Linked DNA regions of Homo sapiens: all the other regions are linked to region 1. Evidence: read pairs that join two places in POLR2A ChIA-PET (ENCODE). Cell type or tissue: OCI-LY7. All regions are shown on one strand. Each heading gives the region's core, and the rest is flanking DNA. Links, peaks and the distances in the headings are about the cores only. Region 1 overlaps DENND1A (DENN domain containing 1A). Region 2 overlaps DENND1A (DENN domain containing 1A). Region 3 has its middle 110 kb from the start of LHX2.

The links. ChIA-PET counts read pairs that join two places held together with the same protein. Peaks named below come from ENCODE experiments on the same cell type or tissue, not always from the same donor. Only the 100,000 strongest peaks of a DNase experiment are listed, where the experiment ranks them.
Region 2: POLR2A ChIA-PET joins it to region 1 with 5 read pairs; 2 of 35 experiments call an interaction of 5 or more read pairs at or near these places.
Region 3: POLR2A ChIA-PET joins it to region 1 with 6 read pairs; 1 of 35 experiments calls an interaction of 5 or more read pairs at or near these places.

Annotation. Positions count from the first base shown.
Region 1 is chr9:123,610,563-123,620,885 of GRCh38, reverse strand. All of the region lies in intron 10 of DENND1A (DENN domain containing 1A), which reads left to right. Among named protein-coding and RNA genes, the nearest start is that of MIR7150, 130 kb to the right of the region's middle. In OCI-LY7, for the core only: no CTCF peak of the experiment used is centred there; a DNase peak (open chromatin) is centred at 5,325.
Region 2 is chr9:123,545,251-123,555,573 of GRCh38, reverse strand. All of the region lies in intron 13 of DENND1A (DENN domain containing 1A), which reads left to right. Among named protein-coding and RNA genes, the nearest start is that of MIR7150, 65 kb to the right of the region's middle. In OCI-LY7, for the core only: no CTCF peak of the experiment used is centred there; no DNase peak of the experiment used is centred there.
Region 3 is chr9:124,116,780-124,127,102 of GRCh38, reverse strand. No RefSeq gene overlaps it. Among named protein-coding and RNA genes, the nearest start is that of LHX2, 110 kb to the right of the region's middle. RefSeq lists an enhancer at 3,985-4,144. In OCI-LY7, for the core only: a CTCF peak has its summit at 4,077 (motif pointing left); a DNase peak (open chromatin) is centred at 4,062.

The DNA.
Region 1 (10,323 bases), core at 3,065-7,064:
CAGTCAAGATATGGAGAATAGAGATATTTTTTTTTAAGCTAAGAAGCAGCAAGACGCCAAGAGTGGAATGGTGCCACTGTGACAGAGCTCATCTGGGAGGGGTGGGAGGGGATAAGGACCAGGAATTTAGTTTCAGACAGAAGAGGAAGGGAAGCTGGGCTGTGGTGGGACTGATGATTAGGAAATGCACACACACATACACAAATGTGTGTTGATTTAATGATCAGAAATCATAGATTACTAGTTAGGTAATTCCTCAACTGAGATTTGGCTAAACTTGACCCTGAGGCTTGAACAGAGAGGCCAAGTGAGAGAAAACAGTTCAGATTTGGAAGTCAAAGTCTTGGGTCCAAATCCTAGACTCTGGTCCTACTAAAGATGTGACTTTGAGTGAGTCACATCTCCTGCCTGAGCCTCAGTGTCTTTTGCTAAGTCATTGCCAGGGAGATAGCTAAAAACATTGCTGTACATGAGGAGCCTGGCACCAAGTAGGCAGCTGGAAAAATGTTTTGAGGTGATAACAGTCACTGAGCCCTACACTGAGATGCACCTTCATTTCCTTGAGCAGCACCCAAGACTGAATGTGCCAAGAGCCTTGTAGGGAAGCTTTGGATGATTTCTTTTTTCCTTTTTTTCTTTTTCTTTTCTTTTTTTTTTTTTTTTTTTTTTTTTGAGATGGAGTCTTACTCTCTCACCCAGGCTGGAGTGCAGTGGTGCGATCTCAGCTCACTGCAACCTTCGCCTCCTGGGTTCAAGCAATTCTTCTGCCTCAGCCTCCCAAGTAGCTGAGATTACAGATATGCGCCACCACACCCAGCTAATTTTTTGTATTTTTAGTAGAGAAGGGGTTTCACTATGTTGGTCAGGCTGGTCTCAAACTCCTGACCTCAAATGATCCGCCCACCTTGGCCTCCCAAAGTGCTGTGATTACAGGTGTAAGCCACCATGCCCAGACTGGACAATTTCAATGTGAACTGTTTTCCAGGTGGAAAAATTAGGTAAAGAAGAGACTGGGCCCTTTGTATTATCTATGTTACAGATTCTGTGCTGATCTCTATACTGAAGACTCTATAGGAAAACTGTCTTTTCAATTTCTCTGCTACATTTTTTAAGTTGAAATTTAATCCACATACCACAAAATTCACCCTTTTAAAAGTATACAGTTCTGGCCCGAACTGCAGTGGCTCACACCTGTAATGCCAGCACTTTGGGAGGTGGGCAGATTGCTTGAGCCTAGGAGTTCGAGACCAATCCTGGGCAACATGGCAAAATCATGTCCCTGTAAAACAAATACAAAAATTAGCCAGGTGTGATGGTGTGTACCCGTAGTCCCAGCTCTCTGTGAGGCTGAAGTAGAAGAATCACCTGAACGTGGAGAGTTGAGGCTGCAACGAGCTGTGATCACGCCATTGCACTCCAACCTGGTCAAGGAGAGTGAGACTCTGTCTCAATCAATCAATCAATCAATCAGTCAATCAATGTATGTATACAGATCAGTGGTTTGTAGTCTATTCCAACTATCTAATCCACTATCCATCTAATAGATATATCACCACCACTAATTCCAGACACATTAGATTTTTAATACAGTCTATATTGTTAGTAAAGTAATACATTCTTATTATAAAAAACTTTTTTAGGCTGGGTGCGGTGGCTCATGCCTGTAATCCCAGCGCTTTGGGAGGCCCAGGTGGGTGGATCACCTGAGATCAGGAGTTCAAGACCAGCTTGGCTAACATGGTGAGACCCCGTCTCTACTAAAAATGCAAAAATTAGCTGGGCGTGGTGGCGTGTGCCTGTAATCCCAGCTACTCTGAGGCTGAGGCAGGAGAATCACTTGAACCTGAGAGGTGGAGGTTGCAGTGAGCTGAGATCGCGTCACTGCACTCCAGCCTGGGTGACAGAACGAGACTCTGTCTCAAAAATAATAATAAGAAGAAATAAAAAACTTTTTTAGCCTTTTAAAGTACATATAGCAAAAAGCGAAAGGTCTATAAAAATGGGTTAGTCTGTGTAGATGGTTGCCATTCAGCCTTTAGCCCTGTCCCTCTAGAGGCACCCCGGAAGGCACCGATGTCAGGAGTATAGCGGGACAGCTCTCACTGGCCTCAGCAGTGTCACTCCCAGCGTTACTGAGACTTTCAGGGTTAAAGAAGACAAGGTGTCCCTTTAACACAGGAGTGACCTTCCCACATAGGGGAATGGTGCTTGTTGGCTCAGCCACCCACCCTTTGGGGAGCTGTCTGGACCACAGCCTAACCACCTCCTGGCTACTGTATCTGCCTCTGAGCCTCTGGACCTGCCCTGCCGCTCCCACCTTCCCCAGCCCCCTCCTTCTGCCTAATGTCGGGAGGGGCAACAGCCCGCCTCCCCTGCCCTAGTTTCTGCTGGCCTCCATGCAACGTTGCTGGCCCCGACTCCTGCCTACCTGCCTGAGCATTGGCCTGGTTTTCCATTTCTCATGACACATTCTGTACGTGAGTGACACATTCCTCATTCCTCCCTGATTTGGAGCCTGGCTTGAACCCAACACTTAGAAAACTCTGGACATTCTGGGGCACAGTATAGGGGGCTCTATAGCAACGACACTCTAGATATGTTCCTGGGAGCCATAGTTCACCCATAAGGCAGAGGCCACAGACCAAGTAACATCAGGGTCACAGGAAGTTTCAGCAGTGCAGCAAGTGACCTCATGGCAGGGCTTCTGGAGATAGTGTGCCTGCCTTTTTCAGGTGCTGGCACCAGGGACAGTATGTGCAGCACCAGCATAGTGATAGGCTCTGAGTGACCTCTCAGCAAGTGCGGGTTCGTCTTCCCTTTAAAACGTGATGAATGGAAAGGCGAGGCTGCAAAGGTAATTGGATGCTATGCATCTTGGCACATGGGATGAGTCCTGGAAAAACAGCAAGAGAAAATCTCCTTTTATTATCAGTTGCGCTATTTTTTTATCCTTTTTTTCTGTTACTTTCTCTTCATTTATTTCTCCATAAGCCTCTTTCTCTTTTTCTCTTATTTATTTTGTGGCTCATTCATTCATGTGTTTCCACAGGCTCTCATGGGCTGCTTGTGGCTCACAACTTGAGACTTCCTTTCCGTGTCTGGCTTTAGCTATTACGGTTCTCATTGAATTCTCTGTGGCAGCAGAGAGCCCTGTCTCCTGACCTTTGCTCTGTGATTAACTTCTCCTGCCGCAGTGGTCTTAGCCACGGAGCCCTTCCTGATGTTTTCCGAGTCTGTCGCCTTCCGGTAGGCCAAGGAGGCTCAAAAGGGCGGGCTACCCCAGGCTTTGATGTTGACCTCTCCAGAATTTTGTCCAGGTGTTATCTTTGTAACTCATGTGTTCATTTCTGTTGGGTCCAGTGGCTTGGGGCTCTAGAAGGCATCTCCACCACCCCCACCTGCATAGGTTACCCCAGGAAGCCACAAAGCCACACTCAGAAGGGCATTGTCCTCCCTTTCCCAGTCACTGATCAGCTCCAGTGATACACGTGTCTTGCATTAGCAAACCATCTCCAGTGCCCACTGGACATCAGTGCACGCTGAGCTCACCTCTGCTGTGGCAGGGCCCCGTGCTCTTGCTGTCGAAACCACAAATGGAAACTAGGCCATCTCTGCCTTCTCCCCTAATCTAGAATTATTCCTGGTCTCCTCATGGATCGTCATCCTCTGTTGTTGCTCATAAATCGGAGAGGGCTGGGTTGGAAACCAGGAAAGACATTAAATACTTTTTCCCCTAAAAAGAAAAAAGCTTGCCTACCTCATGGCAGTTACCCCATACTTTCTACTTCTCACCAGCTGTGACCTTTGTCGAGTCACTTAACCTCTTTGAGCCATGGGTTCCTCTGTGAATTATGGGGACCCACCTTTCAAGATTGCTGCAGAGATGAAATGAGGTCATCTCAGGCCCTTCCGTTGTGTACCCGACAACACCCTGTGCGTCTCCTTGTAGCGGTTTGCGCATATGCAATAATGCGCTTATTTGATCTGCCATTAACTGTGAGCTTCACATGGGGACCAGATCTATTCTATCCTCTTGCCCCAGGCCAGCATGGTGCCTGATATTAGTGATACCTGTTGACTGACTGACTAACCGGCCTGTGGAAAACACTTTTCCCTCCCCAGGAGCCTTTTGAAAATTCAAGCTCCTGGGTGGCTGGTTTATTTTTCTCCTGTGGACACCACAAAACACCTCACAGTCTTGTTTCCCTTTTGGGTTGGTGGCCAGAGTGCTCAGAGCCAAACCTGTGACCATCCCAGCAGGTGTCCCAGCATGAAATAGAAACACTAACCTTGCCACAGCTTCCTTTTTTTTTCCCCTTAGCTCCTATTTCTTTTCATACTTTTGTTGCTATGTTGCAAATATTCATATAAATTGCCTTAAATCCCGCTTAGAACAGAAAAGAGTATCAGTCAATTCCAGCTAGTAAGGCAAATATAGTTTTATTCTGACTATGAACCCACTAGCTATTTTACTTTTTTAGCTATAATTATCCAGTAACCATTTTTTGTCGACAGTAGCATAATGGTTAAGAGAAGTCACTAGCAAGTAAGAGTAGCGTAAGAGACTTGGAAGTAGAAGGATTTGGGCTGGGATCACCATTAACTGGGTGATCCCATAGGCACGTTTTTGAGAATACCTTTTTAAGTCTATAAAATGGCCAGGCACAGTGGCTCACGCCCATAATCCCAGTACTTTGGAAGGCCGAGGCAGGTGGATCACCTGAGGTCAGGAGTTCGAGACCAAGCTGGGCAACATGGTGAAACCCTGTCTCCACTAAAAATACAAAAACCAGCCAGGCGTGGTAGTACGCACCTGTAATCCTAGCAACTCGAGGGACTGAGGCAGGAGAATCACTTGAACCCAGGAGACAGAGGTTGCAGTGGGCCAAGATCGCACCACTGCACTCTAGCCTGGGCAACAGAGCAAGACTCTGTCTCAAAAAAAAGCTATAAAATGGATGGTGTAAATTGGATTATTTGAGGATTAAATGAGATAAGGTGGCTGGAGCCTCCCATGCAGCCCTTGAAATGTGGTGTGTGCTCAGTAAATAGCTCGACTGTTTTACCCTTCCTGCTCTGCACATGGCACCATGGGAGGCTCTGGGAAACAGGATTCTGTGCTTTTGTGACTGACAATCTAGAGTCACCCTTCAAATCAGCACATGCTTTATGCCAAATGGGTAACCCGGACAAAAGCCCCTACCAAGAGAGGTGTTAGCCACCACTGGGCAATCTGAGAGGCAGGCAGCATGGCTTCAGTAGGACTTGAAGAAATAGTGAAGCTGAGGCCTGTGGGGCCACCATGTGACTGAGATGAGCTCAGAGGCACTTCAGGGACCAGAAGCTTCCTGTGATGGAAAAGGTAGCAGGGGAGGAGGAGCTCAGACAGAATGTAGAAGCTCCTAGGTCTTGTCACAGCTGCAGGCCAGCCCTTAGGGAGCAGGTTAGAGAAAACCACCTAACCTCCTTCCTCTGCAGGCTGTGGGAATGCTGGTCTCCAGGAAATAAGAAGCTTGCTTGATCCCCGTATCATGGGCTTGGGTTCTAGTCCCAGTTCTGCCACTTACTAGCTGTGTGACGTCAGATGAATGATTTAGCTTTTCCAATCTTAGTTTTTCCATCTGTGAAATGGTAGTTCTGATAGCACCCTCCTTATGCTGCTATGGTGAGAATCTAATGAGGAAAATGCCTTAGCCTATGCTGGCTCTTGGCAAATTTGCAGTCAGTGGTGGCTGCTCTTACTGGCTTCCTCTCCTACACTGGCAGTTACATTAGCCTGAAGAGCAGCTGTCTCATCGCTCTCACTAAGCCCAAAACCATGATCATTCGCATTCTCCAGCAAGATATGTTCTCTGGTGTCTGTTCTTTTTCTTTTTCCCGTTCTCTTGTCCTTTAACCTCTCTAATAAAGCCAGGCTCATTATTTCGAGCAGAATTTAAAACCACAAGACAATCTGTGTTTACACGTTTGTGTCTTTTACAAAAAAAGAAAGAAAAGCTCACATAAGACCTCCTTCAGAGTTTTTCTTTCTGACTGTGGGATCCCCTTTGCCTGATCAGGGTATTTAATTAAGAAGGTGGTGGCCCTCTGAGAGGTAAGGTGACACTGTGATGTGTATATTGTAACGTGGATACCTATGTGTAAACAGTGATCTTTCCAAATCCCTGGGCTGCCCTAAGCTGTGTTCCTTCATGATAGCAGAGGTGTTGCCCACCTGGAGGTGGAGGGACCGCCTCTCCCTTGTTTCCTCTCCCCTCCCACTTTGTCTTGGGAAGCTGTATTTTTTTTTTTTTTAAGCAGCCAGTGTTCCTTTATTTCACTGGACTCATTTCCAATTAGTAGCTGCTCACCTCAGGGGAACATGATTAACAGAGCCCTGGTTATCTGGGGGAAAGGAATTAAACAAATTGTGAAAGTGCGGTAATAATGAACAAGGACTACAGGATCGTTAGTAAGTCTGCAGTTTCCATATTCTTGCTTCTTCCTTGCTGGGAATAAGCTCATGCCATAGGACTTACCTGTCAGAGAAGCGCTCAGCATCACAGGCCTGGAACCAAGAGGACTGGCGAATAGCCCTTTTGGTACCCCAGCGCTCTTTTCCTTTCAGCTTAAGTACTGAGTATGTGCTGTGTGACCTCATGTGCAGAGCTTGGGCTGTCTGTTCAGCAGCCTTGCGTCTGAAGTACGGCTTCACCACTGACCAGCTGTGCGATCTTGGCAAATTTTATCTTTCTGAGCGTGTTTCCTAACCTGAAAATATGGATGATCGCACCACCTTGCAGAGTTCCCTTGAGCATTATGTGTGTAATGCATAAAGGTGACTGAATTATAGTAGCTCAATAAAAGTTCCTTTTCCTCTTAAGAGGATTCAAACTAAAGATATCTTCCAGGTAAAGGTTATTCTGTTGTGTCTGCCTCAACACCAGCAACAGAGCCCTTTTCCTTTTCAGGGGAGAAGGAAAAAAGAGTCACTTTTACTCTCACGTTTGTAACTGATGAAATCAGATAGTGCAGTAATTCCCAGAGAACAAAAGCTTCATACAGATATACCCCATTCTGCTATTCCAGGATGTACAATAGCATCCTACAATCACTGTCAGTCATACAGCAGTTGTGACATGGTTGTCATGACCTGCCTATGCATAAGTTTGGTTATAACTGTTAATATTATCACCACTTTAATTTAATTATGTGCATTGTTGGTTCTGCACATGTTGTTTAATTGCCGTTTAAAATGTCTTCAAAATTGCACTATGATTCAATATTGAAAGGTAAAGTCACTGTGAATGCTAAAAGGCTCTGGAGAAGAGAAGCAGAGTATATACATTTGCTATTACTGAAGCAGATATTTCCATTCATGTTTTCTAGAACAGCAACAAATAAGTTCTTTCTTGAACCTAAACAGGAAGATCACTTCTAGTAGATGGATTTTGGTTTGGTTTTGTAACTGAGATACCCTTGGAAAAACATGGACGTTTATGCCTCTGAATTAGAAAAGGATTCAGATGTGTTGGATTCTGAATATGAAGAAGTTTTTTTTTTTTAAATAGCTTACCCAATTTATTTTGCTGTTTTATTTTTAATGTATGCTCAAGAGTGATAAGAGGTTTTTAAAAATGTGTCCAAGTGATCAGAAAGTCATGAACCATTGTTTCATTGATAGTTTTTCCGTTATTGGTGGTACATTAGAAAGGAAAGGCACCCTCCTGACGAGAGTGATGAGCAACCCTCCTGAACTCAGTGGAGTATCCGGGAGACAAGAGTGTGCTTGGGAGTCAGAAATCCATGTGTAGAGATGGTGTGTGCCTGTCAAGCACCTCCCATTCCTCATGGCATCTTGACCATTCTTACCAGCAGTTTACCAGGTATCCTAGAGCGGGTATGCTACAGAACCAGGGCTGGAACAAGAAACCATTCTGTGGGTAATAGGAGAGTGGGTCCAATGGTGCCAGCCATGCCAGGGGCTCAGAGAAAACCCTACCATGTGCTGCTGCTGTGCCAGGTACGTCAGAGGTTGTCTCTAATCTCTACAACAATCCTGAAAGATTTCTACTAGGCCAGGTACTGCCTTATTGGAGAATGCTTTGCTAGGATATAACAAAAGATAAGAAACAGCCCTGTCCTTTAATTTTTAGTAATTCGGTGTCTAGGAATTCATGCAACATGAAGGTGTTCATTTTTATCACAGTGATACTTATAGAAAATTGGAAGCAACTTAATGTCTACTCTAGGGATAGCATTCGATAAATTATGATACATCCATATTTGGTGGAATATTATGCAGTCTTTAATAATCACAAAAATTATAGAACAATCTGGGAAATGTTCATGTAGCCAATGAGAAAATAAAACAATGTATGCACTTTATAATTTCAAAGATATAAAGCTGTTAATGTGAGCCAGTATTAGAAAGGAATGCAAAAGAAAAAGTAATTGTGTTAGGATAATATAATCATGGGTAGGTGTTTTTCTCCCCAAACATTTCTTTTAAAAATAAAAAGACAAAGAAGAGGTTCCAAGAAACTGAGTCAGTAGCTACAATAATTATTGAGATACAGTGAGAATAGAAATTGTTTTCAGACTGTACCTAGAATTACCCAATTGGATAAGTACCACATTGAGATGTTCAGGAAATTCTGGGTTTCTTTTTCTTCCCTCTCCCTCTCACCACTTGGAATTCGTAATTATATATTTGCAGAGCAAACATGCAGTAGATTCAGGGAAGTATCTGAGGCTTGATACGTAAATGATGACAATGTAAAAGGTATTTGTCCAAATTTGCATTCATACAAAACATGGAGCTGCTATGATTTCAGAATAAATGTGTTTTAAATATTTTCTAAATACAGAGCTGTTGCAGTTCTAACAATACTTGGCTAAGAAAACTACATTTCTGCGATAGGCCATAATTACTCTTTGGATAATTATTGGGCTTTAAAAAATGCCTATCTAAAGATACTTGAAGAATGAGTTCCATTTTGCCCTTTCTTGCCTCTTCAGTCTCTTCCATGAGGTCCCTTTTTCCTTTCAGGGTATCATTGATTTTTATTGTAGGACAAAAGGGTGTAGCATTAAAGTCTACATACATAAGATCCTATGGTTAAGTTATACAGAGGGGTTTTGCTATACATATTTATTTTCAACCGTTTGAATGTCTTTTTCTGTATATTAACTCATTTGTTGGAATTTCAGTTCTACAATTCTGGTTAAAACCCATGGTCACTGGTCAATTGCATGATTAAATGTAGGAGATGGGAAGGGTGATAAGATTTAGTTAAATATTATGGATTTGTGCTTTCTCCCTTCTATGTGTTAGGCTGTGCTTCTGGTCACATTAATAAGTGGCCATTTTTCTGGAATTTGTACTCTTCCTGCTTCCTTTCATTACATTAGGCAAGGTTCCACTAGATGAGACATTTGCAGTCTTAAGACTTCCTGCCAGGGTTCAGACTTTGTATTTTTGACATTGAAGCTGTCGTGTTCCTGAAGCTACTTAATTAGAAACACATTCATTTCAGTGTACACTGGAAAAAGCTTGGACAGCAGAGCCAGGCACACTGGGAAGTTTGAGCATTTGTGTAGCTGGCAGCTAAACTAATGGTTTACAGTTTAAGGGGAAAAAAAATATCACAGGGCATTTCCTTGCCCCTAGAAGCAAAGAGAAGCTGAATACACACAGCAGATACCTAAAAAAAAGAAGAAGAAGAAGAAGAAAAGACAACTCCACTTTCACTGCAATTGTGTGTATAGTTCTTTCTTTAGCTATTATCAAATACAAAAGTCTTCTAGAATAGTTAGCAAACTGAGCTGCTAATATTCAAGTCTGTTTTACATGTTCCCAAGACATATTATATTACTGCTGAGATCTGTAGTAAGGAGGACATTTTATATTCTGGGGAAAGAAAGGATTTTTGCTTGAATTTTATTTGTTGAATGGTAATGAGGGAATTGTGTCCTTTCTTATTTTTAAATGTTTGAGCAATTTAAAAATATACATGTGATGTTTAGAAACCTCCCTTGCCTATCCATTGCTTTCAGGATAAAGCCTAAACTCCTTAGTATTCAGTTGGAAGCAAACCTCTCCTGTCTCATTACTTACCACTCCTTGTTTCTCCAACTTTGTCCCCAAAGAGCCATTCTTGTCCATCCACCTCTACTCTACCAGCTGCCCCAGAAGAAAAGTACCTGTTCACCCCAGTCTGAGTCAGGTGTCTTTTCTCTAGGTTCACAAAATACCATCTGCACATTTCATAGACTATATCCCATACTACAGAGACAGATGGAAAAGTTGCCAATCACACCCTTCCTCGCTATCCCTTGACC
Region 2 (10,323 bases), core at 2,654-6,653, 65 kb after region 1:
TGAAACTTGAACTGGGTCTGATGAGTAAGGTTTGGGAAAAGAAAGAAGGGAGCATCCCTTCCTAGAGTGAGGGTGGAGGTAACTGAGGAAGCAAAGGCTTGGAGACAGGGCCCCTCATAGCCAGTGAGTGCGCCATTTTCTTTGGAGCAATTGGGTGGGGAGATGGGGCTGCAGGAGAGGATAGAGCCAAATTTGGCGGAGCCTTGGATGCTACGCTAAGAGAGTGAACTTTACCCTGTGAGGAGTGTAAGTTTTTGAGCAGAAATGTGACATGACTGAAGTTGCCTTTGAGCAGTAGTACAGTGATGGACTAAAAGGAGAGCTGGAGGCAGAGAAACCAGTTAGAGGAGTGTTATGGGAACTCAGAAGAGAGCCCCGGGTGGCTCCACCAGGAACAGGGACCATGAAGGAGGAAGTAGCAAGACTCCGCAATAGATCAAATATGGGAGATGAACAGCAAGAAGTGTCAAAATGTCTCCCAAGATTTGGAGCCTAGGAGAGGATGAAGACACCCCTAGTTGCAAAAGGAAATGCTTAATGCCAAGGTGTTCACAGTAGCAGCATTTCTAATGGTAAAACACTGGAGTATACTGAGTATCCATGTTAGGTAACTGGTGAAATAAATTAAAGTCTGTCTTATGATAGTTTTAATGGCTATGTAATATTCTATCAGCTTAGAGATAACATGATGGATTTAGATGGAGACATGGCACTTGTCCTTGAATGTAAGATGCTGTTCAGTCATAAGATGTACTATTAGTTTATGTACCATTAAGAAAGGGAAAAGAGTGGTGCCAATTATAATCGAAGGATGCCACCAATTATAAGACACATCCAGATTTCAGAAATGTTACAATGGGAAGTAATTTTCATCTTAGAATCAATGAAATATGGCAGACCTGTCAGCCTTTCAATCCTGTTCATCTGAACCACAATGGCTTTCTTCCATAAGGTGGAGAAGGAAACCAGAAGGCCTGGAATTTTCCAACCAAGCTTCAAGTCGTGGTCATCACCATGTCACCTAGATGGTTTTTAAACTATAGATTTAATTTTGGCAAATTCCCCTCTTCTAAAATATGATGTAACAACATTCCCCATGTAAGATTGCTTGGGGCAGCCAGGCATGGTGGCACATTTAAGACCAGCCTGGGCAACATAGAGAGACCCCATCTCTACAAAAAATAAATTAGCTGGATGTAGTATCACATGCCTGTGGTCCCAGCTACTTGGGAGGCTGACAGGAGGACCACTTCAGCCCAGGAGTTTGAGGCTGCAGTAGGCCAAGATGGTGCCACTGCATTCCAGCCTGGGCAACAGGGTGAGACCCTGTCTTTTAAAAATGTTGAGCGGATTAGTTTAAAATAATGACTGCAAAGTACATATGAGCCCAAGAAATAGGGAGGAGGCGTTGGCTGCATCGGGGGGAGGATGGTGCCTTGAGTGAGCCTGCCAGGGTGTGCTGAGGCCCTCCCCAAGGCCACTTGTCTTTTTGTTGTTTCTCTGGTTATAAAAATAGCACCTGCTCTTCATTGGCTCACGCCTATAATCCCAGCACTTTGGGAAGCCGAGAGAGGTGGATCACAAGGTCAAGAGATTGAGACCATCCTGGCCAACGTGGTGACATCCTGTCTCTACTAAAAATACAAAAATTAGTTGGGCGTGGTGGCACGCACCTGTAGTCCCAGCTACTCAGGAGGCTGAGGCAGGAGAATCACTTGAACCCAGGAGGCAGAGGTTGCAGTGAGCCAAGATTGTGCCACTGTACTCCAGCCTGGTGACAGAGCAAGACTAACTCTTAAAAAAAAAGGTTTGAAGTAACAGGACTAGAAATGAGAAAGCACCACCCATAATCCTATCGTCGCAAGGTGAGATACAGTGGTGGCAGGTTTCCATCCAGCTTCTAGGATTTTTCGTTTCTTTTGTTTTTACATTTTTGGGTTTTGGTTTTTTAACTTCCTTCTAGGCAGATGAGATATGCCTGAGAAAGCAATCCAGTATCCTAGTTATTAATATTTTTTTTGCCTTTTAGTTTGTGTAAGCATTTTCCACACCACATAAAAACTCTTCTTAGACATCATTGACAGTGGCTGAGCAGAGCCTATCAGGTGACCCTTGTGGTTCCCAACCCTGGCCGCGGATCAGAATCACGGAGGGATGAGGAGCGGGGGGGGGGCGGCTTTTAAAAAGGCAAATGTCCAGGCCCCCCTCAGAGATTTCTGTCAAGTTCCTGTGATCTGAAATCAGAGCCAAGGCCCACCATCTTTTCCTAGTGCTGGTCTTTAAAAAAAAATTATTTTACTATTGTATTATTATTATTATTTTGAGACGGGGTCTCGCTCTATTGCCTAGGCTGGAGTGGCATGATCATGGCTCATGGCAGCCTCAACCTCCTAGGCTGAAGTGATCCTCCCACATCAGCCTCCCAGCTAGCTGGGACTACAGGTGCATGCCACTGAACTCAGCTAATTTATTTTTAATTTTTGTAGAGATAAGGTCTTGCTATGTTGCCCAGCTGGTTTCAACTCCTGGGCTCGAGTGATCCTTCAGCCCCAGACTCCCAAATCTCGTGCTGAGATTACAGGCATGAGCCACCGTGCCCGGCATGCTGGTCTTTTTGATTGTCAGTAATGTTTCATGATACCACACTGTGCTAAACATCTTTATATAAATCTTTATGCATGGTTTGAATTATTTTCTTAGGCGGATTCCTTGACATGGATTTACTGGGTAAACGGATGTGAGTCCATTTAAGGCCTTTGGCACATAAGGTGTGAGAGAAAGCTGGTGAGCAGACACAGGGGGATGTCTGCAGGGAATGGCCCCTGAGGCGGGTGCCAGGGCAGGGCCTGAGAACAGTAGGTCACTGGGGGCAGAATGAGCCTGCAGGGTAGAAGGCCAGGTATGTGAACGCCACGCAGGGCAGCCCAGCTGCAGTGCTACCAGCCCTCTGGCTCACCTGTGCTCCCTGCTTCACAGTGCCTCCACAACAGTGCCCACCATGCAGGGTCCTGGGGTACTGCCCATACAGGTGGGGGAGGTGGAGGTGGGGTCATGGCTGTCAGGTTACTGCAGTCACAGTGCTGTGTTTTGTTGGAAACAGAAACATGAGGGACCTAAGCGGGCTCCTGTCTGCTCTGCTTCTGCCTCCCTGGACCCTGAGCAGTTATTCACCTCTCCAATCCTCAGTTCCCCTTCCATAAGGTGGATGTGTAATCCCCTCCTTGCAGGAGTGTAGTGAGGCTTAAATAAGCCCAGCACGGTGCCTGTCCTGACGGCCCTGGGAAGATGGGCAGAACCCTGCCCTCGCCCACCTCCTCCCTCTGAGGAGGACCCTGCCAGTCTGGAGCCCGTTGGGGGACAGCTCCAGTCCGTGGCCTGCCTGGCTCTGTAAGGAGGGGTCGAGCTCTGGCCTGAGAAGCAGAGGTGGGCATCTCCTCCTCTGCAGTCACGTCTGAAGAACTTTTCCCTGGCTCAGAGCTCCCTTGAGATTTTTACCACCTTGGCCTCTCTCTCTCTCTCTCTCTCTCTCTCTCTGTCTCTCTCTCTCTCTCTCTCGCTCTCGCTCTCTCTCGCTCTCTCTCGCTCTCTCTCTCTTTCCTAATGAAAAAATTCAGAATGCAGCTGGCTGGGGGACTCCTGAGCTTTGTTTTCTTTACCAGATCCAGAAGGAAGAAGGAAGGGGACCGCTTGCTGAGGCCCAGCCCTGTGCCAGGAGCTAGGCTTCTCCTCCCCATCTGTGCTTTCTGCGGGTTTGTTGGGGAGGCTGGGTGCCCGGCTCAGGGCGGGGAGGGCCAGTGTTGGCTCCCTGGTGATGTGTGTCTTCAGGGCCGGGTGAATTATTCCAAAGGACTCTCTCAGGGTCAGAAACTGAGATGCCAGGGGTGTCCAGTCACTGCCAAGTTCACCTCAGTGGCCTCCCACAGGGTCAGCACTCAGTTCAACTCCGAGTTGCTTCCCATCCGTGCTCTCAGTAATTCTCCATCCCAGCCCCTCACTAGCCCTTTACACACAGGGGATGGAGCGAAGGCTGCAGTGATTCCTAGGAAGCAGCAGAGCCAGCAGACAGCCTCCAAACCCAGGTTCCCTCCAACACATCCTCCCGCCTGTCTTTGTTCTAGTTTCCACATGTTCCGTGTTAGTAACTCTCTGCATTTCCAATACCAGGCACAGGTCGTGGCACCGTGTGTAGGTATCAGTGAATATATTTTGGAATAATAGACGGGAGAATGGGTGAAGGAAATTAGGGAATAGGGAAGCATTTGAGGCAGAGGGGCTCCACTTGGCCTCTGGTGCATACACATTGCATCCTGTCCTATCTATGGGCTTCAGAGGTTGCTGCTTCCTGATAGAGGGGAAGGTGTCTGCAAATCACAAGGGCATGTGGCCCATTTTTCGGTCACCTGGAGAAAATCAGATGCAAAGCCCAAGATATTTAACAATATCAGTCAAACCAACTTGTCCTTCTCGACTTAAATGACAGAGCTACCAGCAGCCAGGCAGCCCCATCCAGAGAAACCCCCTTTATCCATGTCAAGCGGCAGCCCAGGCTCCAGCTCATTTATTTAGGCCTTTCTTGCTCTCTGACACGCCTCCTAGCAGTTGCCAGGCAACTCTGGGAGTAGCAGTGTGTGTTAGGGATTAACTAGTTAGGGCTGGGGTCCTTTTTGGCAAGAAGGGGATAAAAGACAAATGAGTTTAATTGCTAGGCCGAGGGTCCTTTCTCTGCATGGTAGAAGATTGCAACTTTTGGAGGATATGTGTAGCAGTATGGTTCTAAAATTTGCCTTGAATATTCCTCCTTCCTAGAGAGAACGAAAGAATTTTTTAAACAATCTTTTACCTCACTCCTTTGTTTAAAATTATATCATCATGAAATCTGAATAAGGCTAATACACCCCCCTCGAAACACATTTCACACACGCTGGTCTCAGTTTTAAAGAACTTTTGCAGATAGATTTGTGTGCTTTCAATTCATCCCCTTTTCTGCTTAGAGTTTCTTATTTCATAACCCATGCTGCATGACGGTGCATGTGAGGGTTCCTCTCCCCATGTCTGGCCCACCGCAGGTCCTTGGTATATGTTAGGTTAAAGAGCAAAACCCATGGGTATTGGTGTTTGAAGACGCGTCCTCTTCTGTGCCAGTGTCTGTGGAAAGGCCAGTGTAGATGGAGCACTATGGGAGCTGTTTATTCAGCTAGCTTGTGTGGCCCTCTCTGGGCCAACCTGCTAGCTGGGCTTCCCTAAGATAAAGGGAACAGAGCTACTGCCCACAGGGAGCGAATGCTGGGTGGGGGCAGTAAGCAAACTGTTTAAACAGGCAGCAGCCAGCTCACTCTGGTCCCACTTGCTTAGTTCATCCCAAGAGGCCAGCTTCCAGATTCAGCTGTGGGTACACTGGTATCATCCACCTTATAGCCCATGATTTTGCATGTGATTCTGCTGAGTCATATTTATCCACCTAAAACCCCTGGAGGACGCAGAAGTTGAGATAAAAGCAGATTGATAGCCTGGCTTTCAAGGATGAATGCACGAGGTTGTGTTGGAGCAGGTTGGAAAAACACCACATATATCTGTGTCCTGATTGAGTAACCCTGTTGATCTCAAGTTGTTTATGAAAAAACAATAAAAACTGTTTTCGGATTTGTTTTTGGTGTAGTGGAAAGCAGAAAAATATTTTTAAAGTAGTAAAATCAAAACAGCACCATAGTCCCACTGATTTTTACTACATATGCCTTTTGTATTTACTCTTTATTTTTTCATTATGCAAAGGGTTTACATAGGTACAAGCAAATCTCAGTTAAAAGTTAGTTCCCCGCCCCCATTTAACAAGATTTCATATGCATTTTTACATAACTGCAGAATATTCCATCAAGTATAACTACCATAATTTCCATAACCACCCTCCCTTGTTGGACATTTAGGTTATTTCCAGTCTTTTGATATTATAAGTAATACTCCACTAAACATCTTTGTGAATAAAGCTTTGAAATGCTGTATTTCAAAGCCTTCTGAGTGGAAGAACTGAGTCTGTGAGCAGGAGCCTGACTGTGGGGGCCAACTTGTCACAGCATCGCAAGAAAGCAGATTTCGGTTGACTCAGCCTCGCGGTGGCTCAAGATGGAAAAAGAATCAAGAACCCTTGATGGGTGGGAGGGTGCGCACTCCCTGCCCTCCACACAGACAAGCAGAGGATTCCCAGAACACACATAAGGGATGTGACTAATTTGTCTGTGCCCCCATCTTGTGCTGAAAATAGGTTTGAGGAACCTTAAGACACTATGTACAGTACAGCAAGATGAGAGATAAGGAAGCAAGGAAACCGGGAGAAAGAGGAAACTGCATGACGCCTGGAAGGGACTGATGTGTGTGTGCAGCTGTGTGTCTGTGTGAGGCTCTGTGACCCTCCACACAGGTTGGGAGTGGTGGAGCTGGGACTCACCCCATCACACCCAGGTCTGTCTAAAGAGCCCATGCTTTAAGGAAAAAAAATGTAAAAAATACATATAACATAAGATGTGCTATTTTAACCATTGTTAAGTATACAGTTCATTGGCATGAATGGCATTCACAATGTGCAACCATCACTACTGTCTATTTGCAACATTTTTCATCACTCCCAACAGAACCTCTGTATCCAGTGAGCAAGAACTTCTCATTTCCCTTTCCCCCAGCCCTTAGTAACCTCTAGTCTACTTTCTGTCTCTATGAATTTGCCTATTCTAGATAGTTCATAGAAGCGGAATCATTCAATATTTGTCCCTTTGCCTGGCTTATTTTGGTAGCATCATGTTCACCAGGTTCATCCGTGTTATAGCATGCATCAGAACTTCAGCCCTCTTTAAGACTGAATAATATTCCACTATCTGTATATACCATATTTTGTTTATCCACTCACTTGTTAATGGACACCTGGGTTGTTTCTATGTTTTGGCTGTTATGAGTAGTGCTGCTGTGAATGTGTGTGTATAATTAATAGTTGAACACCTGCTTGCAAGTCATTTGGCTATATACCTAAAAGCGCAGTTGTGGGTCATCTGGTAATTCTACGTTTAACTTTTTGAGGAACCTCCAAAATGTTTTTCACAGAGTCCGTGCTTTTGTTAAGTGGGTAGCAGTGTCTGTGGGAAGCACGAATATGGACCCAAGAATATCTGTAGGAAAAGTTCATGAAACATTTGTTTTATTTTCCGGTATATTTTAGGCAAGTGGATAAGGAATTATAGCCAAAACCTACAGGCCGGAGCTAAGCAGATTCATTGATGGGGGAGTGTAAAGGGGACTGCAGAAGGGGCTGGTAACTTGCTAATTAACATTTTTTCCCATTTTAGTGGTCATCTGAAGTCAAGATCATGTCCTGGGAATGAAGCAAGGATAAGGGGAGGTGCTTCTGCCCCAGGACTTCAGGGACCATCACTATAGCTCTGTGGCTCTAAGTGGCTAAGGAGGCCACCGAATGTGATGGAAGGAGTATGGCCTTTGGAATCACCTGGGTTTTAATTCTAGTTCTGTCATCTACTAGAAGATGACTCTGGAAGTTACTTCACCATCCTGAGACTCACTTTTCTCATGTGTAAGATGTAAATAATGCCTAGCTAGCAGGACTCTTGAGAAAAATAGCAATAATATGCACCAAACACCAGCATAGTGCCTTGCTGATAGTAGATGTTAACTAAATGATAGTGACCATCCCTGGGTGACAAAGTAAAGGAGGAAGGGAAAGATGAGACTGCGACATTCTAGAATAGTGGTGTCCATACTTGTTCAACAAGTGCCCAAGAACCTGGAGCCATGCAAAACACCCTGAAATTATTCTGGCCCATTTAATTCTTTCTTTTGAACTAATTGTGAAAGTATGGCTTTTATCTCAAATGATACATAAAGGATTTGAAATAAATCACATATTTAATTATTTCCTTTAATATTTATTTATTTATTTATTCATTTTATTGCCCACCAGCAATTATGGACAAATAGGGGTGGAAGGTACCAAGAGTTGAAAATCAGAGTCATTTAAAAAATTACAGTCAGGTTTTGTTTTTGTTTTGAGACAGAGCTTCACTCTTGTTGCCCAGGCTGGAGTGCAATGGCGACATCTCAGCTCACCACAACCTCCGCCTCCCAAGTTCAAGTGATTCTCCTGCCTCAGCCTCCTGAGTAGCTGAGATTACAGGCATGCGCCACCATGCCCAGCTAATTTTGTATTTTTAGTAGAAACAGGGTTTCTCCCTGTTGATCAGGCTGGTCCCAAACTCCCAACCTCAGGTGATCTGCCTGCCTTGGCCTCCCAAAGTGCTGGGATTACAGGCGTGAGCCACCACACCCGGCCCTACAGTCAGTTTTTTAAATGCATATGAGAAAATATAATTGAGGCTTAATTCATCAAAACATTTGTTGCCTATTGAGAAAAAATGACCATTGTTCAATATTGGCACCAAATCTCCACTGCCCACGTCACAGGGACACTGATGTTGTTCAGAACCCAGTTTGAGAGTCTTGTTACCTTGGAGTCACACAATAAATGATCAATGAACTGGGAACCATTGTTCTAGAAGTAGACTGCCCAAGTAAAAAGTAGCTCTCTAAGTGAGAGAAGATGGGAACTAGCAGGAAATCCACTTAAACACTATGATCAATCTCAACTGAATGATTTCAAAGAGCATAACTGAATATGATCAAAATGAAATTTCCCATATGTTCAAATGAAATTCATATGAAATACTTGAAAAATAAAACATAGCTAGTATATCTTGCACCATCCTGGAGGAATTCTAGGCTTTAACTTGATCTCATTTAATAATCCTGGCTCCTTTCTTACTTTGCTCCTTTAAAGCATGGGGCCATGTTTTATACACATTGATGTCCCTCACATAGTCTGGTATTAGTAGGTGCTCATTAAATGTTGACTGACTGGATGAACAAATGAATGACTGATACCTGTTTCCCCATGCTATACATCAGAAAGGCTGGTGGTCATATTTCAGTGTTGCACAATAGAGATACTTAGTTGTTGTTTTTTTTTTTTGAGATGGAGTCTCGCTCTGTCACCCAGGCTGGAGTGCAGTGGTGCGATCTAGGCTCACTGCAAGCTCCGCCTCCCAGGTTCACACCATTCTCCTGCCTCAGCCTCCCAAGTAGCTGGGACTACAGGCGCCTACCACCACGCCCGGCTACTTTTTTTTTTGTATTTTTAGTAGAGACGGGGTTTCACTGTGTTAGCCAGGATGGTCTTGATCTCCTGACCTGGTGATCTGCCCACCTTGGCCTCCCAAAGTGCTGGGATTACAGGCGTGAGCCACCTCGCCCGGCCAATACTTAGTTTTAAAACGTATCAGCTGCAGCTTCATCTTAGAACCTGAGAGGAATAAGCCACACAAACACCACATCACGAATGTGTAAATGTAAAGCGAAGGCACAGCCCAGCAGCTGCATGGTGGCTAACCACAGGCATTTAGAGTTAGGGAGGATCATCTCCTGCAGAATTGTCATGACCAGTAAATATTCTCTTCTAGTTAGAAATACACAAGAGAGGACTATAGTCATGGATTAAGCTGAAGCCACCACGGCAGTTTTAAATACTCTATCTTTGTGGAAGCAGTGGCAAAGAGAAACGGTTGCTGCTACTGGTGTTTTAAAATCAGATGTTCTCACTTTAGGGTCTCTCACTTTTTCAGTGAGACTCTGAAAAGGAAATCTTTCTGATCCATTTTCAAGCAATGATAACATTTGACAATTTGCAGCCTGAAATGGTGCTAAGTGACTTCATATGCATAGCTAGACTATGAACTTCTTAAGAACAGGAGATCTTGGGAATGGGCGTGGTGTCTCACACCTGTAATCCCAGCACTTTGGGAGGCTGAGGTGGGCGGATCATGAGGTCAGGAGATCAAGACCATCCTGGCTAACACAGTGAAACCCCGTCTCTACTAAAAATACAAAAAAATTAGCCAGGTGTGGTGGCGGGCGCCTGTAGTCCCAGCTACTCAGGAGGCTGAGGCAGGAGAATGGTGTGAACCCGGGAGGCGGAGCTTGCAGTGAGCTGAGATCGTGCCACTGCACTCCAGCCTGGGCGACAGAGCGAGACTCTGTCTCAAAAAAAAAAAGAACAGGAGACAGGAGATCTTATTCCTATGCCCCCAGCACACAGTTGATGGAGGGATGGTGGATTTGTTCTGTATAGGACATTATGATATCTGTGATGATTAGAGGATACAGTTGTGTTGATTTCATCCCCACCCTCAGTTCTTGGATATATATCTTCACTGATTTTCTGTGGGGTGCGGTTGCATTCTCTGAAATATATGACTACATGACATTCAGGCTTAG
Region 3 (10,323 bases), core at 3,927-7,926, 510 kb before region 1:
GGTGGGCAGGTGCCCCACCGGGTGGGCCGCATCCTCTCCAGCCCTCCAGGCCCCCGCGGGAAGGACCCAGGCTGCTGTGGAAACCTTAAGAGACTGCGCCCCCTGGTGTCAGAACGCTGTCATTGCAGCATGGGACTTCCAGCCTGGGGAGGCAGCTTCTCACCTGCAGACGAGGGCTCCACCCTAGCCAGCAAGTTTCTTTCCAAGAGGAGGCTGGGGAGCAGCGCTTGGGAAGAAAGTGGCTTAAGTTGGGTCAAGCCTGTAGGGCTGAAGGCTGGTAAGGACCCTTCATTAACCTCTTGAGCAAATATTTATTGAGAACCTACTATGTGCCCGGCAGTGCGTTGGGCCCTTGGATCCAGCTTTGAACAAGACAAAGCCCTTGCTTGGCAAGGAGCCCACACAATCCAGGGCTCTCGGACTGGCTGAGGACCTGCTATGTGCCCAGGTCTTATCCCCCAGACTCTTCAAAGCAACTGTGGAGGCGAGAATTATCATCTCCATTTTATTTATTTATATTATTTTATTTTTTGAGACTGAGTCTCACTCTATTGCCCAGGCTGGAGAGCAGTGGTGCGATCTTGGCTCACTGCAACCTCTCTCTCCCAGGTTCAAGCAATTCTCCTGCCTTAGCCTCCTGAGTAGCTGGGATTACAGGTGCGCGCCACCATGCCCAGATAATTTTCGTATTTTTAGTAGAGACGGGGTTTCACCATGTTACCCAGGCTGATCTCAAACTCCTGACCTCAGTTGATCCGCCCACCTCGGCCTCCCAAAGTGCTGGGATTACAGGTGTGAGCCACCGTGACTGGCCTCATCTCCATTTTACAGGTGGGGGAACTGAGGCCTGAGGCCACACAAGTGTAAGGGGCAGAGCTGGGATCTGGACCATCAGACTTGGATCTGGGCCATCCAGAGTATCCCATCACACAAGGTTCATGTAGCAGAAATCACCTGCCCCTCCAAGCAAGTCACTTGCCTCCTCTGGGACACGGAGCCAGTGAGGTGCCTGGAGGATTACACAAGGTAGGGGGTGTCCTGATGCCCTTGCCCTGTGTCCAGGGAGACCTCCTTCCAAAGAGTGGGGGTTGCTCTCTGGAAGTGGGCATCCTGGGGCTCCGGGCATTGTTCTCATTGTCTGGCCCTCCTCTTTGTCTCTGGAGTATCCTGGGCTCGCTTCTCCCCCGGCAGAGCCAAGGGCCAGCTGCCTGGAGAGCAGGACCTGCCGGCCGCAGGCTCATTAGAGCCCTCGCAGACGCCCCTCTACCGGGACTCCCCACCCAGGGTCTGAGGGGGAGTTTGACACGAGTCTAAAAATAGCTGCTGTTTTGTTCCTTTGTTGGAGGGGAGGGGCTGGCAGAGGGATTCGGGCTCCTCTTAATGACCGACCCACCAAGAACAAAGGCTTTTCTTTGCGTTGGCTCTGCTTCCAGCAGCAGCAGGCCCCCGGCTCCAGTATCATCCTTGGGGCTCAAGTGGAACCCAAGCTGCTCCTGAAGAGCCAGCTTGAGGGCAAAGGCAGGCCCAGGCCTCTGACCAGGGCAGCCCCAGCCCAGGCTGACCGGCGGGCACATGGTGGGCAGTGGGGTCTGTGGGCAGGGCTCTGCAGGGGAGGGGTCTGCCTGTGACACTGTTTGTGATGTCAGACCCCCTGGCAAGGCTGGGGGCGGCAAGCATGGGACGGCAAATGACTGTGCGTGGCTGGTTGCAGGCAGGTGACTCTGTGGGATTGTGTGTGACTGTGCCTGGGACACTGCGTGGCTGTGTGCAGGCAACACCATGAGGGACTGTGTGGACGCTGCTGTGGAAATTGCATGACTGTGCCTGTGACACTGCGATGGGACTGGGCGTGAGCAGGTGAGGTCGTGAGTGACTGCGTGGCTGTGCAGGTGACAGCATGAGTGAGTGTTGGCTGTGCATAGTGAGACTCGCTAATGGGCAGGTGACGTTGTATGTGTTGGATTGACATGGGGTGATGGGGCTGATGGTACAGGGAACATTCTATGTGACTCTGTGACTGTATTGGTGACACTGGGAGGTGGGGCTAACTGTGCAGGTGACATTGCAAGTGGCCCTGGGACTGTGTGCAGGTGATCATGACTAAACCATTGTCAGGAAACTGGCAGATCTCAGAGCCCATCAGGCGCCTGGAACAGCTTCCGGCCCTCTTCTCACCTCCCCTTCTGTGGGGCAGCTCATGGGGCCCTCCCTTGGATGGCTCCTCCTGCCTCGCCTGCTGCTCACCTGCCACCTGTGTCTCTAGGCGTCCCTCTCTGCATCATCGGGTTCAGGGTATAAGGCCTCCAACCACCCAGCACGGGAGCTGCACTTGGGAGAATGACTGGAGCAAAAGCAAATGCATGACACTCCTGCTGGGACCTGCCCAGGAGAAAGGAGGCCAGAGGGGAGCCCGGGGGTGGCTGGGAGGGCTGCAGCTTGATCTGTAATGTTTGGTTCATTTTTAAAAGGGAGAACACATGCCTGTATATTTGCTGTGAATCTAGGTGGAATGATTATGTGTGATTATTATACTATTCTCTTGATTTTTCTGAATTTCTAATCTTTCAAAATAATGAACAAAAGCAAAACATGCTGATGATAGGATTTGTTATACACAAAAGTTAACATTGACTTCGTGTCAGGTGCTGATCTGAATGCTTTACATGGGTTATTTCACTGAATATTTACCGTTGTCCTAGGAAGGAGGTCCTATTGCCATCCCCCATTGTATAGATGGGGAAACTGAGGCTCAGAGGGATTTATTAACTTGCCCTCCAACACACAGCAGGTAAGTTGTGGATCCAGGATTCCTAACCCAGACCTGCCTACCCAACGATCATTTTCAGACGTATTCCTCCACCACCTGATACTTTCTTCTTCTCTCTCCCCCTTCAATGCTTTTAGCAAAAAAAGAGAGATAAATACATTTTTAAAAATAAAAACAAAACCAATAGAGTAAAAAATCTCTCTCTAGGAGTAATCACTGTTATCAATTGATCATAGATCCTTTCAGATGTTTTCTATTTACATGTGCATGTGTTTGTGTGTGTGTGTGTGTGTGTGTGTGTGTAGCTCGCAAGATCACAAATGTTATTCACATTACAACTTGGAAATGTGGATAAATGTTGTTTCTTTATTTTGTCTTCTTGAGCCCCACAACCATTGGCCAGTGGGAACAATAGGACACTTTCCCCTATGTGTGGATTCCATTTGTCCAGTCCAATCATCTAAACTGGTCCTTCTTGTAGTTCCTGATCTCCCCAGATAGCTCCCTTGTCTCGCTTCTCTCCAGTGGTTGTGCCTGGATGCTTAAGGGGAAGTGTGGCTTAGGTGGCTGTATTAGTCCATTCTTATGCTGCTATGAAGAAATACCCAAGACTGGGTAATTTATAAAGAAAAGAGATTTAATTGACTCACAGTTCTACATGGCTGGGAGGCCTCAGGAAACTTACAATCATGGTGGAAGACACCTCTTCACAGGGTGGCAGGAGAGAGAATGAGAGCTGAGTGAAGAGAGTAAAAGCCATTTATAAACCATCACCACCATGATTCCATTACTTTCCACCGGCTCCCTCCCATGACACTTGGGGATTATGAGAACTATAATTCAAGATGAGATTTGAGTAGGGACACAGCCAAAACATATCAGTGGCCTTGTGTGGGGGAGGGAGAGTTGGGGCCATAGGCTCAGAGTCACCATCTGCCTTCTCTGGCCTCTGGGACTGTGTCCCTCTCCCTGGTTGCCATGTGCCCTACAAGTGTTCAGACTGAAGGCTGAGGCTACTGTAATTTCTCATCCTCCATCCAGGCCATAGCCCAAAAGCCCCACCCAGATTCCCTCTGGCCTGAAGTCACCCTCTCTTGCCTCACAGTGGCCCTGGCTCTTACCACTGCCTCTACACGACACAGGAAAGCTTCAAGTCTCCCAAAGTGCTGGGATTATGGGTGTGAGCCACTGTGACTGGCCTACTTCATTTTTTTTTAATAGTGCTACAGTATACCAGAGTATAGATATACCAAAATTTAGTCATCCATATTTCCTCTGAACAACACAGGAAAGCTTCGAGTCTCCCTCTGCTGGCTGCCACTGCTACTAGGGGGGTGCTGAGCCAAGAGTCCCATGTGTTAATAATCAACCCTCATAATAAATCAACCCAAAATGTAATGGCTTCAAACAGCAGTCATCATGTAATATCTCTCCTGATTCCTCTGAGTTGGGAATTTGGTGAGGGGGAATTGGCTGGGCAGTTCTGGCGGAGTTGCTCCTGAGATTTTAGTAAGATGTCAGCAGGGCTGCAAATGATCTGCAGGTTGGACTGGGCTGGAGGATCCATTTTAAGTTGGCTCCTCATATTTCCGGCAAGCTAGCATGGGCTATCATCTCCTCTCTATGGGGGCCTCTCCATAGAGCAACTTGAGCTTCCTCACAGCATGGTATCTGGGATCCAAGAGTGAGCATCCTAAGAGAACCAGACAGAAGCTACGTTATCCTGATGACATAGTCTTGAGGTTACATAACATCACTTCTGCCATATTCTGGCCACAAGGGTGAACCCTGACTCAGTGCAACAGAGGACTGTCAAGCACTGTCTAGGGTGTGAGATTTTACCCTACTTGCAAGCTAACAAGTTAGCCTGCCACAGCTTCATGGATGCTGGTAGAAGACATGAGGCTCCAGGGTCTGACACAAAGGACAGGTCATGACTCACAGCAATAGCAGCAGCCAGAGTATCAGCATTTTCTCATTGGTTTCCAAGCCTAAATTCCCACATATCAACATGAAGAGCCCCAGAAATCCTGGGAACACACAGTGGACTGTGTCACAGGAGAGGAACCCCGAGTTTAGGAAGCCCAAGCCCTCTCTAATGGGCAGTGAGCATGCCTGCTTTTGGCTCTAGAGGGAGAGACTCTGCCTGTCTTCCAAGGCTGTTTGCATCAGAAAGAAATTATCCAAAGATGCCACAAAACATGGGCTGTGGTAGCCAGACTTCAAGATGGCCATTATTGGTCACCTTCTTGGGTAGTCCCTGTTGCAACACAATTCCCCATGAAGCTTGCTATAGATTTAATTATGTCCCTCCAAATTCATATGTTGGAGTCCTAACCCCCAGTGTGACTGTATTTGAAGGCAGGGCTTTCTGGAGGTAATTAAGGTTAAATGAGATCAGAAGGATGGGGCCCTAATCCAACCAGATTGGCGGCCTTATGAGAAGAAGAAGCAATCTCTCTCTCATTCTCTCTTCCCACCATGTGAGGACACAGTGAGAAGGTGGCCATCTGCAAGCCAGGAAGAGAGCCCTCACCAGCAACCAAATTGTCTGGCACCTTGACCTTGAACTGACAGCCTCCAGCATTGTGAGAAATAAAGTTCTGTTGTTTATGCCCCCCAGTCTATGGCACTTTGCTATGGCAGCTTGAACAGACTAAGAGCTCTCACGTTCTGGCATGACTTGTGAGCAAGGCATGACTGCCCTTTGCTCTGGACTATCTTTTCAAGGCAGATGGCTGGTTCCCTGACCCATTATTGCATACTCAGAAAATATTTTTATAACCACATTAATACTTTTCAAAATATTAAGCCCATTCACACACAGTTTTTTTTTTTTTTTTTCAGAAACAAATATGGGGTTGTCTAACACATTGCTTTCTCTTTTCTTTTCTTTCTTTTTTTTTTTTTTTTTTGAGACAGAGTCTCGCTCTGTTGCCCAAGCTGGAGTGTCTTGGTGTGATCTCAGCTCACTGCAACATCTGCCTCCTGGGTTCAAGCGATTCTCCTGCCTCAGTCTCCCAAGTAGCTGGGATTATAGGCACCCACCACCGCTCCCAGCTAATTGTTGTATTTTTAGTAGAGACGAGGTTTCACCATGTTGGCCAGGCTGGTCTCGAACTCCTGACCTCAGGTGATCCACCTGCCTCGGCCTCCCAAATTGCTGGGATTACAGGCATGAGCCATCATTTGTTTGCATGAGCAAACAAAAGAGTCGGCCTCTTTTGTTTTTTTTTTTAACCTGTTATCTTAAACTATTAAGGGTTAATAATACATTGTTTTCAATTTTTCTTTTTATATTAGAAAAGGTATTATGAATTTTATAGATTCTGTGTCCATACTACAGATCTACTTCATTCTTTTTCTTTTTTCTTTTCTTTTCTTTTTTTTTTTTTTTTTTGAGACAGAGTCTCACTCTGTCACCCAGGCTGGAGAGCAGTGGCACAATCTTGTCCCACTGCAACCTCTGCCTCCCGGGTTCAAGCAATTCTCTTGCCTCAGCCTCCCAAGTAGCTGGGATTGCAGTTATCTGCCACCATGCCCAGCTAATTTTTCTATTTTTAGTAGAGATGGGGTTTCGCCATGTTGGCCAGGCTAGTCACGAACTCCTGACCTCAGGCAATCTACCTGCCTCAGCCTCCCAAAGTGCTGGGATTACAGGCGTGAGCACCACGCCTGGCCTACTTCACTTTTTAAAATAGTGCTATAGTATTCCAGAGTATAGATATACCAACATTTAGTCACCCATATTTCCTCTAAACAACATTTAAGTTGTTTATAAATATTATGTTGGTGCAAAAGTAATTGCGGTTTTTGCCATTACTTTTGCACCAATGTAATACATTTTTTACACTACTGATTCTTTAAGGAATAACCTTACAGACATATCTTTGCATGCATGTGCTAGTGATTGTGCAACACAGATTTTTGCAAGTGAAATTGCTTGGGTATAGGATGTGCACTGTAATCCCCAAATCTATCAATTTTGACAGATACTATTAAATTGTCCCCTCCCCTCCAATATCAATTTATATCCCCTCCCACAGCACGTGAGTGTGCTCAGTTCCCCACACCCCCTTTGTCATTGAATATTACATTTTTTAGTTTAGTAAACCTGTTGGGCAAAAAGTGATTTTATCACACATTTTAATTTTCATTGTTACTCGACAGTTTAAGCTTTCTTCATCTATTTACTGGCTTTTGGTAATATTTCTTTTTGAAATACTTGACAATATGTCAGCCCATTTACTATCAGGTTGTTATTATTTTCTTATTTGTTTGCAGGAACTCTTTGCATGTCATAGATATTACTCTTAGTCTATAATATAAATTATAGATAATTATTTCTAGTAAATTTGTGTGTCTTTTAAATTTATTTGATTCCTTTTGCTGCACAGAAATCTTTCATTTTTATAGAGTTGGTTTATAGAGTTTGAGTTGGATTTTCTTTCTTTTTCTTTTTTTTTGAGACAGACTCTCGCTCTGTCGTCTAGGCTGGAGTACAGTGGCATGATCTCAGCTCACTGCAACCTCTGCCTCTTGGGTTCAAGCGATTCTCCCACCTTAGCCTCCTGAGTAACTGGGATTACAGGTGTGCACCACTGTGCCCAACTACTATTTTGTATTCTTAGTAGAAACGGGGTTTTGCCATGTTGTCCAGTCTGGTCTTGAGCTTCTGTCCTCAAACAATCCACCCCCCTCAGCCTCCCAAAGAGCTGGGATTACAGGCATGAACCACCGTGCCTGGCCGAGTTGGATTTTCTTGATAACTTCTGAGTTCTTGCAAAAGCCTGTTATGGAGCAAAGATAATAACCCTTTCAGTAAAGGTGGGTCTTGCTCTCTGAGCATCATCTGAAGCTGCAAGTGGTTTGAGGTCCTGAGACTGCAGCCGAAGGAGGCTACCTGGCATGGGGAGGGGAGCGCCTCAGAGGGTAATGATGGAGGCAGCAGGGGCCCCAGTGATATTTTTTGAACAAAACAAGCTGAACTCCTGGGAACAGTTCCCTTTGGAGGGGCAAAGCTTCTTAAGAGGCCCCATGGGGGAACCTGAGAGGAGCTGCCCTGTGATACTTGGCTGTCTGGGAGCCTGTAGGAGAAGCCGCCTGTACCTGCAACTATCAGTCTCTGCCCTTATTCTGGCTTTGGCAGCATACACTCATAGCCACGTGCAGCCATTCCCACCCAAAAGCATGCACATGTGAAACACACGAGACAATGCACACACCCACATGGGCATACATGCATACACATGTGCCCATATTCTCAAATGGTTACATAGGCACATTTAAGGATGCCCACATGGACAAAGCACGTGCAGATGTGTGCACAAATACACTCAGATATGTGTGCAGACCCATTCAAGCGATGCACTTTGAACACTTGCACACATACCCACATGTATGCACGGGCTGTCTCAGCCAGGACCCCAGCAGGGAACAATCAGCACAAACAAGGTGAGGAAAATTTTATCAAGGGGCCATTTACAAGGGTGAGGGCAGGGCTAAGGGAGACCCCAAAGCCACAGCGAAGCACCTGGGGGCTGGCCATAGCGGAGAGTGCTAGGCCTGAAGGGTCCAGGGGAGTGAACAATTGCAGGAGCTGGTAAGAGCTGTGGCTTTGGAGAGGATTGTCCAGTGGAAATTGTGGCTGTGGGAGAGAGACAGCACCCGAGCCACAGCCCCATGGGGAAGGAGCCAACCTGTCCCATCCCTCCCTGCCCTCTGATCTCCTGGCCAAGCCTCCCCCTGGTTGAACCCAGACAACAAGGAACCTGGCTGATGTGCTGCACAGCGTCAGCCTCCTTGGGGCACAGAGCAGGGAAGAGGGTAGATTTGGAGGGGCAGACAGAGAAGATACCGCTGCATGTATGGCGATCCCCATCAGTGCACAGTGACGCAGGCACCCCGAGAGAGATGCCCGATGCACACATACCCACGAGTGCACTGAATCGCCTACATGCAATTGAAAGCTGTGTGCACACAACCTCAAAAGCCCAGAGGCCCACGTATACTTAAGACGAAGGCTGAAATCAACACCCTTCACTGGCGGCGGCTGGGCCTGAGATGAGCCCCCTCTCCCTGGCCACCTCCTCCCATGCCCCCCAACACCCCCAGAGCCCTTTGTTAATCTTGGCAAAGACCACATCCCAAAGAAACAACGGGCTGGCCAGGCCTGCACAAATCACTGGCTGTTTGGGGACATTTCAGAGGCCTGCCTGAGTGACAGCTGAATTGAATCCAGATTGGGCGGGGCAGGCACTCCTGGAGGCAGAGCTGGGAGGTCTCCATCTCTGACTGACTCCCACCCCACGCAGGCCCCTCCTGATCCCACTGACTCCCCTAAAGGGGCATCCAGCTTAAGCCAGAGCAGCTGAGTCCCCTTCACTCCATTCAAAGCCTTGCCCCCCACCCCCATCTAGTGCATCCCCAAATTCTATCCATTGTACTTTCTAAGCCCACTGCTGCCAACATCCCAGTCTGGGTCTCCTCTTCTTTGGCCTGGAGGCCTGCGGGAGTTGCAGGGAGCTGCCACTCTCAGCCAGAGGGATCTTTCTGAAATGTAAATCAAATCATTTTCTTCTGCCTAAGAGCTTTCAATGGCTTTCCAAACACTCCTCCAGATAAAGTCCCAGCTTAGCCCCCAGAATCTCGCACCATCTGGTCCCTGACCCCATCCTCAGCCTCCCTGTTCACCAGCCACCCTCTCCATTCCAAGCTCTCAGTCCTCTAGGTGCCCCTAGACATTTGCAAGTGTTGCTGTCTTTGCTGATAAGCCTTTTCCCCAATGCTTCATCTACTGACTCTTTGCAAACTAGAGCTCCTAAAACTTACTGTAGGGTAGGACCAGGTTGCTTTTTAATTCTGATCCATTGTGGATCTATGTTTTTGTAGAACAGCAATAAAAATGAAGTACTAAAAAAAGAAATTAAAAAACAAAATGATATAATCTTGGATAATAGCTGAGCAGTTTCTTATAAAGTTAAATGTTTATTATAAATGTTTCTTATAAAGTTAAACATTCACTTACCATATGACCCGGCAAGAGAAATGAGAACACATGTCCATGCAAAAGCCTGTATGTGAATGTTTTCAGTGGTTTTATTTATAATTGCCAACAACTCAACTGTCCTTCAATGGCAAATGGAGAAGCAAACTGTGGTACATCCATACAAGGGAATACTATTCAGCAATGAAAAGGAAAGAATTATTGATATATGCAACATGGATGGCTCTCGGACACGTTATGCTAGGTGAAGGCAGCGCGACTCAAGAGATTATATTCTGTAGGATGACATTTTGCGAAAAAGAAAAACAAAAAACAATTGGGACAGAAAACAGATCAGTGGTTGCTAGGGGCTAATTTGAGGGGAGGGGGGAAATGATGGCAAAGCAGCATGAGGAACTTTGAGAAGCATGGCGCTGTTCTGTGTCTTGGTTGTGCTGGGGGGGTCACGTGACTGTACAAGGTTGTCAACATTAATAGAACTACACACTCCAAAGGGTGAATTTTACTGCATGTAAATTATATGCCAATAAACCTGGCTTTAAAAAATACA